Regions from separate parts of the Homo sapiens genome. Here regions 1 and 3 are each linked to region 2. The links are chromatin loops, found by intact Hi-C in ENCODE. Cell type or tissue: PC-3. All regions are shown on one strand.

Region 1 (5,000 bases), 55 kb before region 2:
GTTCAGAAATAGTTTATATTCATGGATAAAGAGAAGAAAAAGAAGCTACAATAAATAAGTGGATCTAGCCTGCTCCTTGAGTATATTAAGGGTTACGATTTCCTTAGGTTTGGTTAGGTTTTCCTTATGGGAGCCAAACATCTTGGTTACTGCCATTACTAGCGATGTGACCATGGGCAAGCTCCTTAACTTCTTTATCACTCAGGTTCCTCAACTTTATAATAAGGATAATAACTACTAGTCTATATTTCAAAGTGGATGTTTTCCGTATTGAATTATGCAATGTGTACAAACACTCAGCACAGTAGTTAGCCATAAGCACTCCATGAATGTTAACTATTATTATTGTCATTGTAATTGAGCTCTTTGTTTTCTTATAATGGTAAATTATGGGTGTCTTATGATTTGGGATTTCACCTCAGGACATATATCTTCTAGAGAAAAACACATAGACTATATTCAGTTAACCAGGGGATCATCCTACAGACAGGTGAGAAGGCATAGACTAGTTTCTGTGACATAAACTAGAAGAGAATTAATGAGGTGGTTGAGACCAGTCCAATGTTATTTGTAAACTGACCCAGTTTAGCAGTTTAATAAGAGGCTTGATTCTGAGGCTTAAATGAAATTTAAGAACTACTTGTGGCTTTGCTTTACCAACCCAGTTTTTGTTGCCCCAGTAACTCAGAATGTCTTGCTCCAGAGCTGCTGCCAGCCTCAGAGAATGTGGCAAATAGTCGTTGCTGACATGCATATCCTCCCCTCTCCTCTTTCTAGCACACACATCTTATGCTGCCCACCCACCTGATGCTCTGTTCTTACCAGTCCTACCAGTTCTCATTTTGCCTGAGAACTTCAGGGACTCAACAGCTGGGCCCAGGCTGAATTTGATATTACTGTGACTTGGCAACTTCATGTTAGTAGATCCAAACTCCCCATGCAGTCAAGGGCAGGGATGGTCCTAGATTCTGATGGTTTTAGAGCTGCCAGAAGGAGCATGAGAACTGTGGTCCATACTCATCCTGCCCTCACTTTCCTTCTGAGTGAATCCAAAGTCACAGAAAGCAAAGCAAAAATAATTCTCCTTGTTAAATACTGATCTAATTTATTAGAGCCCATCCAGAATATACCTGCCAACTGTCAGAGTCAGGAATTATTTAGTGGAATTTTAGAATCCCTAACAAGAGCTAGTCTCTCATTCTCTCCTAAAATTTACATTCCTGCCATCGCCAGAAATAAAAAAAAAAACAACACACAAAAAAAGCCATAGCCAAGCATGGTGGTGTGTGCCTGTAAGTCTCAGCTACCCTGAACACCGAGGTGAAAGGATCACGTGAGCCCAGAAGTTTGAAACCAGCCTGGTCAACTTAGCCAGACCCCATCTCTAAAAAAAAAAAGAAAAAAAAAAAGTTTAAAGCCTACATTCATAAACTCATGTGTCTTATTATAAAGGTATCCCCAAAAGATAATTTTGTTACCTTGGAAACTTCAGGTAACAATACTTCCCTTGGCAAGTCTGTCCTTTTCCTTTCTTCCTTCCTACCTTTGGGTGTAACCTAAACCTTTCCTGATGTTACTTAGGCCCATAGGATCAGCTCATGTTAAGATTTTTATGAGATCCTTGCCCAATCCATGCACATCAGTCCATCAACTCTATGCTCAGTATTTTCTATTTAAGTTGTTCACTGCTGACTGCTTTCACAGGCACACCGTGTGAGTTCTAGTTTAAACATTATAAAGTGGAGTGAGGATGTCTTCTTACATTGGAAGATGATCTACAACTTATCAAGTGCTCACCATTGAAATTGTAATTACTTCATGCCTCATTACAGATAACATGAAATATCTTGTTTAGCATCTATGGAACAGCAATAATTATATCTGCTTGAATATATCTCAGTTAGAGCTTTCCAAAAAAAAGATATTTAACAGTGGAACAATACTCAACAACTATAATAATTATAAACTAGATGTATCCTAGCCCTATTCTATTTCATTATTTGGCAGTATATGCATGAGTTCATTTTATGATTTTCCAAAATCTATCAATGATAAGGAAATTATTAGATTGCTTCTGAATTTTCAATTATAGTTCTTTTCCTAATGATGTGTATTCTCCTTGGATTCCTTAGCTCACCAAAACTTTTTTTCATCATAGCCAAATTCTGACAGAACTATGTTTGAACTATACTTACCCTTTAAATTCTAAGGCTAATTGTAAATTTTTCATCATCCTTTTAATATGGCAAACTTTATTGAGAGGTAAAGAATCAGTTAAATTAAAAAAATTTTAATTATGAATCATCAGGGCAGCTAAGACCTCAATAAACCATTTTTTACATGAATTTGGAAAGGAACTATTTCCTCCAAGCAGACTCTGCCCTCCCCTGCCTGCACCCAGGGTACAGGGCTTGGTGAGTGGAGCACAGACAGGATGTCAGTGCCCTTGAGTCCCCTTTGTAGAGCACAACAGCACAACCATGCCCAGCGGCTCTAGGAACAGTGTCAAAATTAGCTTTATTTACAAAGTTACTCATCTTTATTTACTAAGTTGATCCAACCAGTTCAAACACACTTCTAGGACAAAACCTAGAAATGAGCATACTGACCAGAACGTCAAAGTAAAGTTAAAGTAAAAAATGAATGAGGGGTATGGTAGAATCATGAGTTAGTTAAATTTATAAGGATAACTGAAAGAATAAAACCAAAATTAAGCTACCTACCTCTGATATGGAAGTCAATGGGCTATAGACACTTTTGCTTATCTCTTAAGTTAGTTTCATGGGACTTCTGGTTTGACTATTTTCTTTAAAAAAATTTATGGAGATAAAAATTGATAAAATCTTCTCACAGTATGGTTTGGAAGCAACTCTTAGAAATTTGAATGGGCAAATCTTCGGCCCAGCAATTTCATTCTAAATACCTGTCCTAAAGAAATACACATATTAACAAAGAGTACAAGGATTGTAACAATATTTCCAATAGCAAAAAAAAGACTGCACAAAAATTCATCAATAATGGGTTGATAAAAACAAATCTTTGTGTGCCCATATTGTAAATGTAATAATCATATGATTCTATTTGAACTGACAAGGAATAAGACCAAAGAAAATATACCAATGAAGCAAAAAAGGCAAATAGCAGAATAGTAGAAATCCCATTAATGTAAGAAAAATGCGTGTGGTAAATGTGCAGATATATGTATGTATGTGTAAACGCATAGAGAGGTATTTAGGAGGACATATTCCTAAGTGGTCATTGCTGAGGAAGAGTGTGAGATTTGAGGAGTTGGAACAGAGATGGGAGGGTAGAAAATTGGGAGAGGGGATTCATAAGGGACTTTTAGTTTCTGCTCTATATGCCTTTGCAATTTTTTAAACAATAAGCATGAATTACTTTTATAATTTAAAAGTAATTTTAAAGAATTTTAAAGATAAAAAAAAGAAAGAAAAATGATTACTCATAACTGCATCACCCAAACACAACAATTTTCATTTACATGTATTGCCTCCCAAGCTTTTAATATGAGTTTAAGTATGGGGAAAATATATAAAATTTCAAAATTACATAATAAGAATGTTGCTATATAGTCATTATAACTTTGAATTTTATATTTTTAATATAAACTACATAACTACAGTATATGAATTGCCATTTTGTTGCAAATAACTATCATCTGGTATTGATGCATATACATACAATTATTGTACCAGAATGTAATCAACCAAAGCAGTATGCTAGCTGCTTTGGACTTTATGCTCTTCTCATAAACAATGCAGAAAAAAATAGTTTATAAGGTATTCTCTCTTTGGATTATATCTTTAAGGAAAATTATAAGTTGCAAAGTGATCAAATTAAACAAGAATTTAAACATTGCATAACTCTTAATATACATTGCCAATTTTCTTTTCAAAAGTATAGTTTTAACCTTATTGCCACAAAAAGTGTATTAGTTTTACTTCATCTTCACTAGCATTGGGTATTAATTTTTTAACTACTCTGGCCAAGTACAACAATATATTTCTTGAATAAATTATAAATTTGAACATTTCCCTTGTGTTACAACTGCAGTTGACAGTTCAGGTCATTTTTGATTTATTTAACAATTTTGCTTTTACTAATAACAATAATAGGTAACTCCCATTGAGTGTTTATCAAGTTCTAGGCACTGTTCTAAGTATTTTACATATATATCACATCTAAACCTCACAAAACTCCAAAAAGTATTACCATAATAACCATTTTACAGATGGAGAAACTGGGACCCAGATAAGTTTATATCATAGGAAGTCTAACATCAAAGCTGAGGCTCTTACTGTCACCTCACTATATAGCTGTACATGAGTGTATTAAATAATTAAGATGTCATCCCTTTACCTGTCATACTTACCAAAAGTATTTTCCCAGTGTTTTGTATTTTTGTTGTTCTGGTGTTTTTATATGCAGAACATATTAATGTTCTTATAATCAATTGAGCTTTTTCTTCATTTTGTAATTATTTCTATCATTTCGAAGCTTATAAAGATGTCTCTGTTCCAGAGACTTGAGAAATTTTCAAATCTGTTTTCTTCCCATGTGTACATACATGTGTAGTATGTACAAATATATGTATGTGAATATATTAATGTATTTGTACGTGTGCATATATATACATAAACACAGACATATGCACATACTCTTTTTAACCCATGCAGACATTGTCTTGCTGTACAATAATACAAGGCATTTGGGGCTGTTTTTCTGACCCTGACACTGTTGCTGGGCTGAGAATTACTCTGCCAGTGTCCAGATGAGATACTGAGCCACCAGGATTTAAATCTTCAACTTACCTTTGCTCCAAGTGATATGATTAAGCAGAGATTACTTAACCCAAGCCCCAGTGAGTCATTCCAAACCCTTGAATCAGTCTGACAAATCCACAAAGCTTCTGTTGAATTACTGCCTTGGAGAATTCTTTGCCTGACTGGTTGAACACTGGATGACTGCAAGCCTGATGATTT
Region 2 (5,000 bases):
AATTCTGGCTCTGCTGCTTAGAAACTGGCAAGTTACCTGATTTCTTGGGACCTCCATTCTCTCATCTGTAAATTAGGACTAATAATACCTACAATGCAGGATATTTGTTAGGATTACACATTAGTTGGTACTCAATAAATGGCAGCTATTGAAAAGCAGTGTAGTATGGTGGTTAAAAGCATGGAGTCTGGATCTAGACAGAGGTTGAATCCTTGCTTTGTTACCTACTGTCTGTGTGACTGATTTTCTATGTGTCTCATTTTCCTAATCTATCAAGTGGGGATAATAATGGCACAGTTTCTATCTCGTAGAGTTGATGAAGAGATATGATGGTTATAATTCAGAGTCTGTCAGATAAAAAGCATTTAGTAGATGGAAGTAGCAGTGGTAGTATCAACAGCAGGAGTAGTAATAATTGTTGTTGTTATTATTATTACAAAATATACAGTGCAAGGCAACAGTTAAGACTGTGTGCTGTGGTGCTGAACCACTTGGATTCACATCCTGGTTCTACTCCTTTCCAGTTTTGTGATCTCACAGTCTCCATTCCCTCATCCTTAACCTGGGAATAATAATAGTATTGCCTTCATAGGATTTAATGAATTAATATATGTAAATTACTTCGAACCTGATAATAAACAATAAATAGTAAACAATAAATTTTAGCCAGAACAGTGATGGTAAACAATAAATAGTAAACAATAAAGGTTAGCCATTATATTCCCAAATTTCAATCAGCTATTGCTCCAGGATTTAGGCATTTCTGTGGGTAGTTTTAAAGTTTGATATCTTATACAATTAAATCAAATGTATGTATTATGTGGTGATTAACCTGTATACCAGTTCCCTGGGAAATAAACGGGCTTTCAGCCATAAAAGGTTTTCAGCTGGGTCCCCGCTGACCATCTCTTCAGTTTCTATGTGTATAGCAGATGGTGGACTGCATTTTTTTAAAGTATTGCTTCTAAAGGGAAGACTATAAAGTTCTTAGAAAAATAAAATGCTCTAATTACAAGAGAATGCCATTGTCTCGGCTGTCTCACCCCACATCTTAATGACCGATACTGTGGAATATGACACAAAGGGAAGAGATCTCATAATTAGGCACATTGGAGAATCTCCTCGTGTGCTACAGACTGTGATTTCCAGTGACACACCAAAAGCCAGCCACTATAAATCCCTTTTTACTTTTCTCTCTGGCTGTACTGCAGTAACAGCACAAGTCGTTCGTTCAGATACCGGAAAGGCTTACAGTCCAGGAAACTTTTTTTTCTTGTCTCCAGCCAATAATCTTGTAGCATGGTGATGTCACCCCACAGTTATGCAATATGACTTAACTGTTGGATAGGTGACAGGAATTCCACGGACACCAAGATCACAATGAAATTGCTTAGCTGCTAAATTAGTCATATTGTACATTAGAGATAAGTCACTTTTAAAAAAGCTGTGATTAACTGCCAGTTCAAATAGTACTATTCTTTGGGTAGGGAAGTCAGGACCCCATCACTCATAGTTTAAATGATCCCATCCAGTTATTCCAGCATCTGAGTAATACAAACAAGGTAGTTATCAAACTTCACAATATCACAGGCCACTTGAAAAGGGACCCAGTGTGAAAAGGAAACACTTTCTATCCTCTATATTTAGGAGGAATTTTGTACAAAATTTCCTGATTGTCTTCCAAAATTAGTAATTTTAATCTCTTGATGACTTTCCTAATCGAAATAGGATGAGAGTAGGATCCTGTTCCTCAATGATGACAAGGATTGTTTAGTATTGTTTTCTTTTTCTCACACAAACTGGGCTCTGTCCTACAAGTCAACTACACTGTGAAAGGGGACTTTTTACTGACCACAAGCCATGATGAGGTAGATGTCACTTATTCTACAATATCGATTGTTAGAATAATCCTTAAATCTTCCCATTTTTAACACATGTGTTAGAAAAACTTAGAAAACACTGAAAAGTACAAAAATAAGCAAAGCCCCCACAGTCCCATCCTTCCCAAAACAACCATAACTAAAACTTGGTTGTAATTTCTTCTAGCCTCAACAAAGATTGAATAAATACAACAGCCTAACAAACTTCTTGCCTGGCAGTGTGCTGAGTGCTGGGCATAGAAAGATAAATAAGACTTCATCACTGCCCCTCAGGAAGTACACAGCTTACTGTAATGGGGTATGTAAACACAAAAAAGGCATTTAGCCCAGGCTGCAGAGAACGGAATGTGGGGTGGAGAAGATGCAAGGGATTATCAGAGCAGATTAGAGAAATCCTAGAGTGGGACTATTCAAAGTTTTGTCCACTAGGTGACTGCAGATTTTACAAGCAACCAATAGAAACTGAGAGTCCTCATTTAAAATTTTCAGAGCAATTTGACAGAGTAACTGTAATTCTGTTGAATCTAATAATTTTTAAAATTGGGTTTGTCTTTTATATTTTTTATCTCATTTTTGTTGTATTTATTTTTATTGTATTTTCAAAAATATCAGTCCACAATGGATTGGAGATTTAAAAATATATAAAACTCTATTCTCATGATGAAGAGTTTGAAAACCACTATACTCAGAGATTCAATAGCTTAGCCAAGTGTAGGGTGACCAACCATCCGGTTTGTGCTAAAACTGGGAAAGTTACAAGCAAATCAGGTGAATTGGCCACCTTAAAAGTGTTTATTTCTAAGAAATAATTATCTTCATGAGTGAATAGATGAGATGAAGGGGAAGCAATCATCATCAAAGAAATAATAGAAGAAAAATTCTCTCAACTGAAAAGAGGTCAGTCATTAGGTCAAAAGGGTTCACTAACGGGCAGCCAAGATTAAAAAGAGTGCTGCAGCTAGCTGTACTTTCTAAATTTCAAGGGCCAAGACAAAAATCCTATATGATTACACAAATTGAGATGAACAAAATAATCAGGTGGTGAAACAGTATTTTCATTTCTAGTGAAATGAAATTTCTAACGAAAATGCTACATTTCTTTAACAAAAAAGATGCTTGCTTTCACTTTCTAAATTGAGAGAAAAGAAATAAGGAAGAATCGTCCTTTATATACAAATGTAACAATGAGGGTAATAAAAGGAAAACAGAAAACAATACCAGGGAAGAGTAACATGAGAAGATGCTAATATTAAGAATTAACATAATTTTTTTGATTTGGCTTCAAATTTGGCTCTCAGCTTCCTGGCTGGGGAAGAAGAGGTTAGAAATCACAATCATTAAAATTGTTGCTATGATGATGAAGGAAGAAGCATATATGTTTCTCAGCAAGACATGTTTTCCTGGTACTGAAATCTAAAACAAATTCAAAGAGTTTAATATTGGGGGCATTAAGTGGTGTGGTAGAGCTACCCTCGATAGCATTTCTACAGTAAACGTAGGAGTGAATTTCACATACCTGCTTCTTGCAGGGATCCTCAGGTCAGTGAAATCAAGATGTCTAAGCACATTATAGCCTATATACCTTATTTGATTCAAGGATAGAACTTAAGAGTACCCTAGAAGAGTAGGTAAGTGGCGTGTCACTTAGTATTCTCTGATTATTTCTCTCAGCCAGGCTTGTAAAATAATAGGTAATTTGAGGTCTCCTAATATCTGAAAGTAAGTTACTCTGGTGCTCTCTATCGCTGATTGAGGGTATACAAAACTTCCAGTTTCACAGGAGATACAATTGGACTTTGTTTACTTTCAGCACTGATATTAGCATTGGACATCAATTCTGTGCGAGATTAGGCTATTATGCTTCACATAATGAATATTATTTTAGTAGGTGTAAAAAGCCTTTAACATTCTTACTGGTTTTATTCCTCCTCTGGCACTCTCAATAAACTTAATAAATATTGTAGCACTTTCATTAATGCAAATGGCATTGTTTATCAAAATATTGTTATAATACCCAGTTCTCATAATTTTAAGTTAGAAAAACTTTCTTCATATGTAATCTGTTTGAATGAGCAAGAATCAGTTTGCAAATCAAGTATGTACATTATGATCAATTTTCAGAAAGTATGTATTTGTATGTATGTATTTCATAAATTGTATAATATCTACAAATATATAAGCACAGAAAAAGCATTAGAGAGATGCCTAATGTTAGCCCTGATTATCTCTGGGTGACAAGATTTAGATGACCTATTTTTTTCTTTTTACTTTTCCATATGTTTAAGTGTTCTACAATTAAACTAGTATTATCTTTGCAAGAAGAAAAATAATATCATTGTTTACTTAAAGGCATGTAGGGGTGAAAGCAATTAATGTCTCTATATCATCCCTAAGGCAAATCAGTCAGGTGATCATGCTGCCCTCTCAGGGCTTATATGTTGATTTTAAGAATTGCATAGTTTAAGAAACAGCACAATTTGGGCCAGACACAGTGAGCAACTTTGCCACTTTTGCAGCTATTTGACTTTGGGCAAATGTTTAAACTTTTGATTCTCTGGTTCTTCATCTTCAAAATGGAAACTGGATTGTTTTAAGCATAAATGAAATCTCTGATATAAAGTGCCTGGAATGAAATAGGTGCTCAATAAATATTATATGCTTATTTGCTGGCCCCATTCCTGAAAGTGTTAGACCTGGTTCTACAAGTGTTAGTGCTCTTCCCTACAGTGGCTTTATGCAAACCTGGCTTCAGTCCAATACAAGTATTGGAGGAATAAGGAGACTTAGTCTCATTTTTCCCTTGTTCACTACTTTAGAGATGAGAAAGGGAGGAAAAGGAAGACTTACTGCGGATCTACTAAATATCAGGCACTATGTTACGTGTGTTACTTTGCTTAAGGAAGGTTCTCTATTTTTTCCCAAACACTTAAACATCTGTGAAGTGTCTCAAGTTTCTACCTTATTAATACATTTATCTCTGGAGAACTATTTACATTATATCACCACTCATACTAAAGCAGTTTCGTTATTCCTGTTTTTATCCTCAAAGACTCTTAGCTGTGACATAGAGGTTTGGTGAGTTAGGTCACCATCACAGTTAGGTCACATTTTTAGAACTTC
Region 3 (5,000 bases), 130 kb before region 2:
AGTTTTACATTGGATTTTGTGTTTTAAGCCTATAAAAAACTTGATTTAGGATTTCACTGGAGCCTGGCAGAATAATTTAAAGGGAGAATTTCTTGAGAAATGGAAATCAGTACTGGTTTTTCCAAAAGTTTTGTTGAGATTATTTGTGATTGCTCTTATTTTTATAGTGAGTACAGCCCCTCCTTCCCCTTGCCTTCTGCCTCCCTTTTGTATGCATAAGACAGCCTCATTCTGGTGGCCTGTCTTGAAAATCACCATAATGGAATATATATGAGGATTAGGCACAGAAATGTCAGGCCTTATTAAATTTCAGTAGTCAAACTCGCTTTTGTGTTTCCCATTACCTCTCTGGTCTCTGAGACTTTCCAGAGAGGAATAACTCTCCATGTCCCATAGGAATTGTACCCCCTCCCCCAGTTTTAGCAGAACCTTGCCTGTTGTCAGTCATTATTGGAAGACTATGATGTTTTCCACTTTCATTGACTTTTAAAAAATTCTCTTGCAAAGAAGACCTTTGGGTGATTCATGCAATCAAATTCTGTTAGGGAGGAGAAAGTCTAGCTGTCAGTGGTATTATTAAATGCCCGGTGTAAAACCACGGAATCTGGGCATTCATACCCCCTCTCCCCAAGGAGCTCAGTGAGCTTTGGATGCATTACTTTCCTTTATTCATCCTCACAAGGGAACTCGAAGAGGAAGAGGGGGGCCAGGCTTCTTTAAACAATCTTCCTAGCATTTGTAGCTGCTGTAGTATACGTGGTACGATAGTTCCCCCACCGTAATCCACAGTTTTGCTTTCTGTGGTTTCAGTTACCTGCAGGACAGTATTATAAGATATTTTAAGAAACAGAGAGAGACCACATACACATAAATTTTATTAGAGTATATTGTTATAATCGTTCTATTTTATAGTTATTGCTGCCAATCTCTTACTGTGCCTAGTGTTTAAATTAAACTTTATCATAGGTATGTATAGGAAAATATATAGTCTGTATAAAGTTCTGTACTATCTGCAGTTTCAGGCATACCCCTGCAGATAATGGGGGCTACTGTATATACATTGTTTTTCACTCTAGGTGCCTCCAACTAAGTAGAAGTGTGGAGACTCGACAAGGTTTAGAAGGAACCTAAAATAGCTATTAAAGGTAGAGCCACCAGATCAGCGCAGCTGTCAGGGTTTGAAGGCACCCCTGCTTTTGGAGTTGGCAAAGACCTAAGGAATCCACCGCAAGGAGAGAAGGAGGGGGCATGGACACACACAGGTGATTTAGGAGCCTGAGGATACACCTCACTCCCAGGCAAGCTCTCCCACCCTCTGCCGCCAAGGAGAGTGCTGGCACATCTCTCTGGCAGTCTTCCACCTGAAAGAGCTAATCTGCCAGTCATCGCACACTCATCTTCCTGTGGGCTGCCAGGAAGAATCTGGGTCAGTGGGAGTTTACAGCTGTAGGAGCAGCCAGACCAGGTCATGAACTATGGTTCATCTACTTTGCAGAAAAGATTTAATGAATCCTTTAAGGCTATGTTGCCTCTCCCAGGGGTATTTGCATTTATAAAAGAACCAATGAATAAAACCATTATTTTATATGGGAAATTGGCAAATCAAGTGGAGGAGGCATTTAAGGCCTAGTAGATCCCTCACCTAGCCATAGATTATACCAGAAGTGTGGTCGATAACTACTGTACCTATTCAACATGCAGGGCATAGGAACAGCATGGAGACTGGCACGGAGGAGGGCTGAATTCCCAGAGGGCTGCCGCCAACTCAACAGTGAGGGGCTCAGACCCTTCACCTCTGTGGGTGTCAGTGTGCTTCTCTGTAGAATGAAGGGTAGGAAGAAGAACCAGTCCACACCGCTCCTTCCACTACCTCCTTTCCTCATCCCTCTTCCTTCTCTTTCACTGTTGGGGCGGCTGTGTGGATATCAGAGTTCAGCTGTACAAGCCGGAGTGGGAAGTTTTGGCTGATTGCCAGTTTTCTTCAGAATTTCTCTACAAGTTGAGTTAGGGAGCAGCAAGCTGGTGGCAGGGTGGAACCAGTGTTTGTTGTGCTTTCCATAAAATGAGATCCATCTCTTCCAAGCCACCCTTTTCTCCAGTACTGACTAGCTGATCTCCAAGATACCTGATGGTCTAGTTTCAGGATTAGCCCTGTGGTCTGACCCGCTGGCTACTCCAGATGGAACTGTCTCCGGGCTCTTCTGTGTGCTTAGCCTTCCCTCTGGGCAGAAATGCACCAGGGAAAGGACATAACGAAACTGGTTTTATCAGAACAGCCTGCCTGAGAGAGATCAAGCAGGGCACAGGTAAAAATGTTAATAAAAATTAAAAATAGAACCTGCAGAACAGGTATTGCTCTTTTTCAGTTGGCAGAAGCCTGCTGCCAATATCAGAGTGATCCCTACCAATGTGATGAGTGTGGGGAAGGCCATAGAAAGGACCGGCGAATGCTGGCATTGATGTGTGTTATTTTAACATTTCTGAAATCCTGTTCTTAGTCTGCACACCTTGTCCGAGGCTCCGATGTTATCCAGGTGATTCATCATTTAATGCTGTTGGCTTCAACATGGATTTAATGGTAACTAAACCAAGTGCACACTATGTGAAGATCTATTCACTTGGAGGTCCTTCATTTCAGGTCACCAGGTATGCCCCTGGGCTCCTGCCGCAGCTGATCGGGTGCTAGGTGCTGAGGATACACGGTGAGTTCCTTCTCTCCCCTCAGGGGCCGGTGTCTGGATGGGTAACTTTAATATGATGTCGGATACAGAGAGGGCCAAAAGAACATGAAGGAAGGCCCTTGACCTCCCAGGTGGTGAGCTGGAGACCTTGGGGAGATGGAGTGAGGTGCAATTTGCAGGAAGAAAGGAGTTACCCAGGTGAGCGGGAGGAAGGCAATGGCATTCCCAGTAGAGGGAGCTCTCTTTTTGTATATTGTGGACAGGAAGGAAGTGGGAGGTGGAAGGTGGGAAGAAGGTGGTCAGAAGGAAGAAAAGGAATTGCATTCTCTCCCTTTCCTACCCATCTGCACTCTTATTGCTGCAGAAATAGAGAGAGAAAATCCACATCTAGGGATGGTTTTTATCAGCTTAAAGGAGGTAGAATAAATTTGGATTACTGTTTCTAATAGCAACAAAACAAACAAATCAGAAAACCCAAGCTGCATGCAACCTGAATGTCTATCCATAGACATTGCTTAAACAAACGCAGTACATTCATATATATTATGGAATAATATGTAGTTTTAAAAAAAAAATAAGATAGCTTTATATGTAGAGAGATATCCAAGAAATATTAGTAAATAAAAAAGCAAGTCATAGGAAAATATATATAGTGTATACGTTCCCATTTATGTAAAGAAATATATGCATCTTGCTTGCGGTCATGTATTTTTGTGCATCTATATACATGCACATATATAAACACATAGAAAAAGGGTCTGGAAAGATTCTTAACTTCTGGGGAGGGAAGTGGGATTGGAGGATGGCAAAGAAGGACTTTCACTTTCTGCTCAGTTTGCTTCTATATTGTTTATATTTTTACCCGAGAATATATTACTGAGGTAATTTTTTTTTTTTTTTAGTCTGGGAGAAAGCAATTGGAAGAAATGCAAAGCTCTTCAAAGGAGACCTATAAAGTCATCTTTGTTTTGTTCATTCTTCTCATGTTTCTGCATTCTGGGCATTCTCCTAAATTGGGGAGAAACCAAAATGCCCAGAAGTCAAATTCTGCAACTGTCATCATGCAAAATGTCAAATGAGAGAACCAAAGTATGCTGGATTCTATATTGTTAGGAAGGGATGGTTAATTTGATTGACTCTTGGGAGCTATTTTTCTAGCATTAAGTAATTCTAGGGAACCCTTCTGTGATCATCTCTGAGTAAATAAAGAAGTGAAATTGCAATTCAAATAAGGAATCAACTTTAATGCTCTCATAGAGAATATAAGCCAAATTACAGTGTGAATTTAAATTGTAATATGTCAGAGGCACATTATCTCAATGGCAATATTTTCTAAAATGTCTCTTCTTTTTTTTTTTTTTTTTTTTTTGAGACGGAGTTTTGCTCTTGTCCGCCAGGCTGGAGTGCAATGGCTTGATCTTGGCTCACTGCAACCTCCACCCAGGTTCAAGTGATTCTCCTGCCTCAGCCTCCCAAGTAGCTGGGATTACAGGCATCCGCTGCCACGCCCAGCTAATTTTTGTATTTTTAGTAGAGATGAGGTTTCACCATATTGGCCAGGCTGGTCTCAAACTCCTGACCTCAGGTGATCTGCCTGCCTCGGCCTCCCACAGTGCTGGGATTACGGCTGTGAGCCACCGCTCCCAGCCTAAAATGTCTCTTCTTACCCAGCTTCCACCTCCAAGCACACATGCCTCTCACACATCTGTGATTTTGTTATCTAGTACTGAGCCAACAACAAAGCAGAACATCTAGCACCAACAAATATTTAGATGATACACTGTTAAAGCAGCTCCCACTAACACCAGATAGGCTTAGGGGTCATTTTGCTCTTTAGCATCTCCCCTACCGAAGCCTGCAGAAAATTTCTAAGCTTATCTGGTGCCGGTGGGAGCTGAGTTCAACCCCGCTAGACAACAGAGTCCCAGACTGTATGTCCCAGATTCAACCTCTGGTTCATGTCAGATCTAGCAAGAGTTTGGGGCCACCTTAACTTTTCAACTTGCCAGGGATAGAAAATGTGGATGGCCTTTCCCACTGTTTATTTATGTGGGTCAGGTGGCTTCACCTGGGTAGGCTCCCATTTCCTCACATCCGCAGGGGTGCGCACTTTCTAGACCAGAGAATGTGTTTAAACCCCATGTGACCCTTGAGGAAAAAGCTCTAATAGTAAAGAAGATCCTCTGTTTGAAGAGAAGGGCAAGGCAGTCTCACACCAAACAAAGCAATCCATATAAGACCCTTTTCTTCTGCCTCAGGAATTCTTTCTTTTCTTTTCCTTTTTTTTGGTGGGGGGTGGGGGTGGGGGACAGAGTCTCA

Evidence for each region. A loop is a pair of places that touch in the nucleus more often than their neighbours do. Peaks named below come from ENCODE experiments on the same cell type or tissue, not always from the same donor. Only the 100,000 strongest peaks of a DNase experiment are listed, where the experiment ranks them.
Region 1: it touches region 2 in a loop (4-fold over the local background); 8 of 110 quality-filtered maps call a loop at or near these places.
Region 3: a loop joins it to region 2, with 3 times the contacts of the local background. A loop is called at or near these places in 13 of 110 quality-filtered maps.

What each region holds. Positions count from the first base shown.
Region 1 is chr3:150,315,193-150,320,192 of GRCh38, forward strand. The region is part of intron 1 of LINC01214 (long intergenic non-protein coding RNA 1214); the gene reads right to left. All of the region lies in intron 1 of LOC107986141 (a long non-coding RNA gene), which reads left to right. Among named protein-coding and RNA genes, the nearest start is that of LINC01214, 6.1 kb to the right of the region's middle. In PC-3, no CTCF peak of the experiment used is centred here; DNase peaks (open chromatin) are centred at 2,489 and 4,929; H3K4me3 peaks cover 1,338 bases; H3K27ac peaks cover 2,085 bases.
Region 2 is chr3:150,370,686-150,375,685 of GRCh38, forward strand. No RefSeq gene overlaps it. Among named protein-coding and RNA genes, the nearest start is that of TSC22D2, 35 kb to the right of the region's middle. RefSeq lists enhancers at 1-218, 1,177-1,471. In PC-3, a CTCF peak has its summit at 2,276 (motif pointing right); DNase peaks (open chromatin) are centred at 1,336 and 2,206; H3K4me3 peaks cover 2,251 bases; H3K27ac peaks cover 2,879 bases.
Region 3 is chr3:150,236,297-150,241,296 of GRCh38, forward strand. It overlaps LINC01213 (long intergenic non-protein coding RNA 1213), which reads left to right and starts at 2,223. Exons shown (of 3, transcript NR_110168.1): 1 at 2,223-2,306; 2 at 2,639-2,702; 3 at 3,584-3,910. In PC-3, a CTCF peak has its summit at 2,891 (motif pointing right); DNase peaks (open chromatin) are centred at 1,365, 2,305 and 2,905; H3K4me3 peaks cover 2,596 bases; H3K27ac peaks cover 2,958 bases.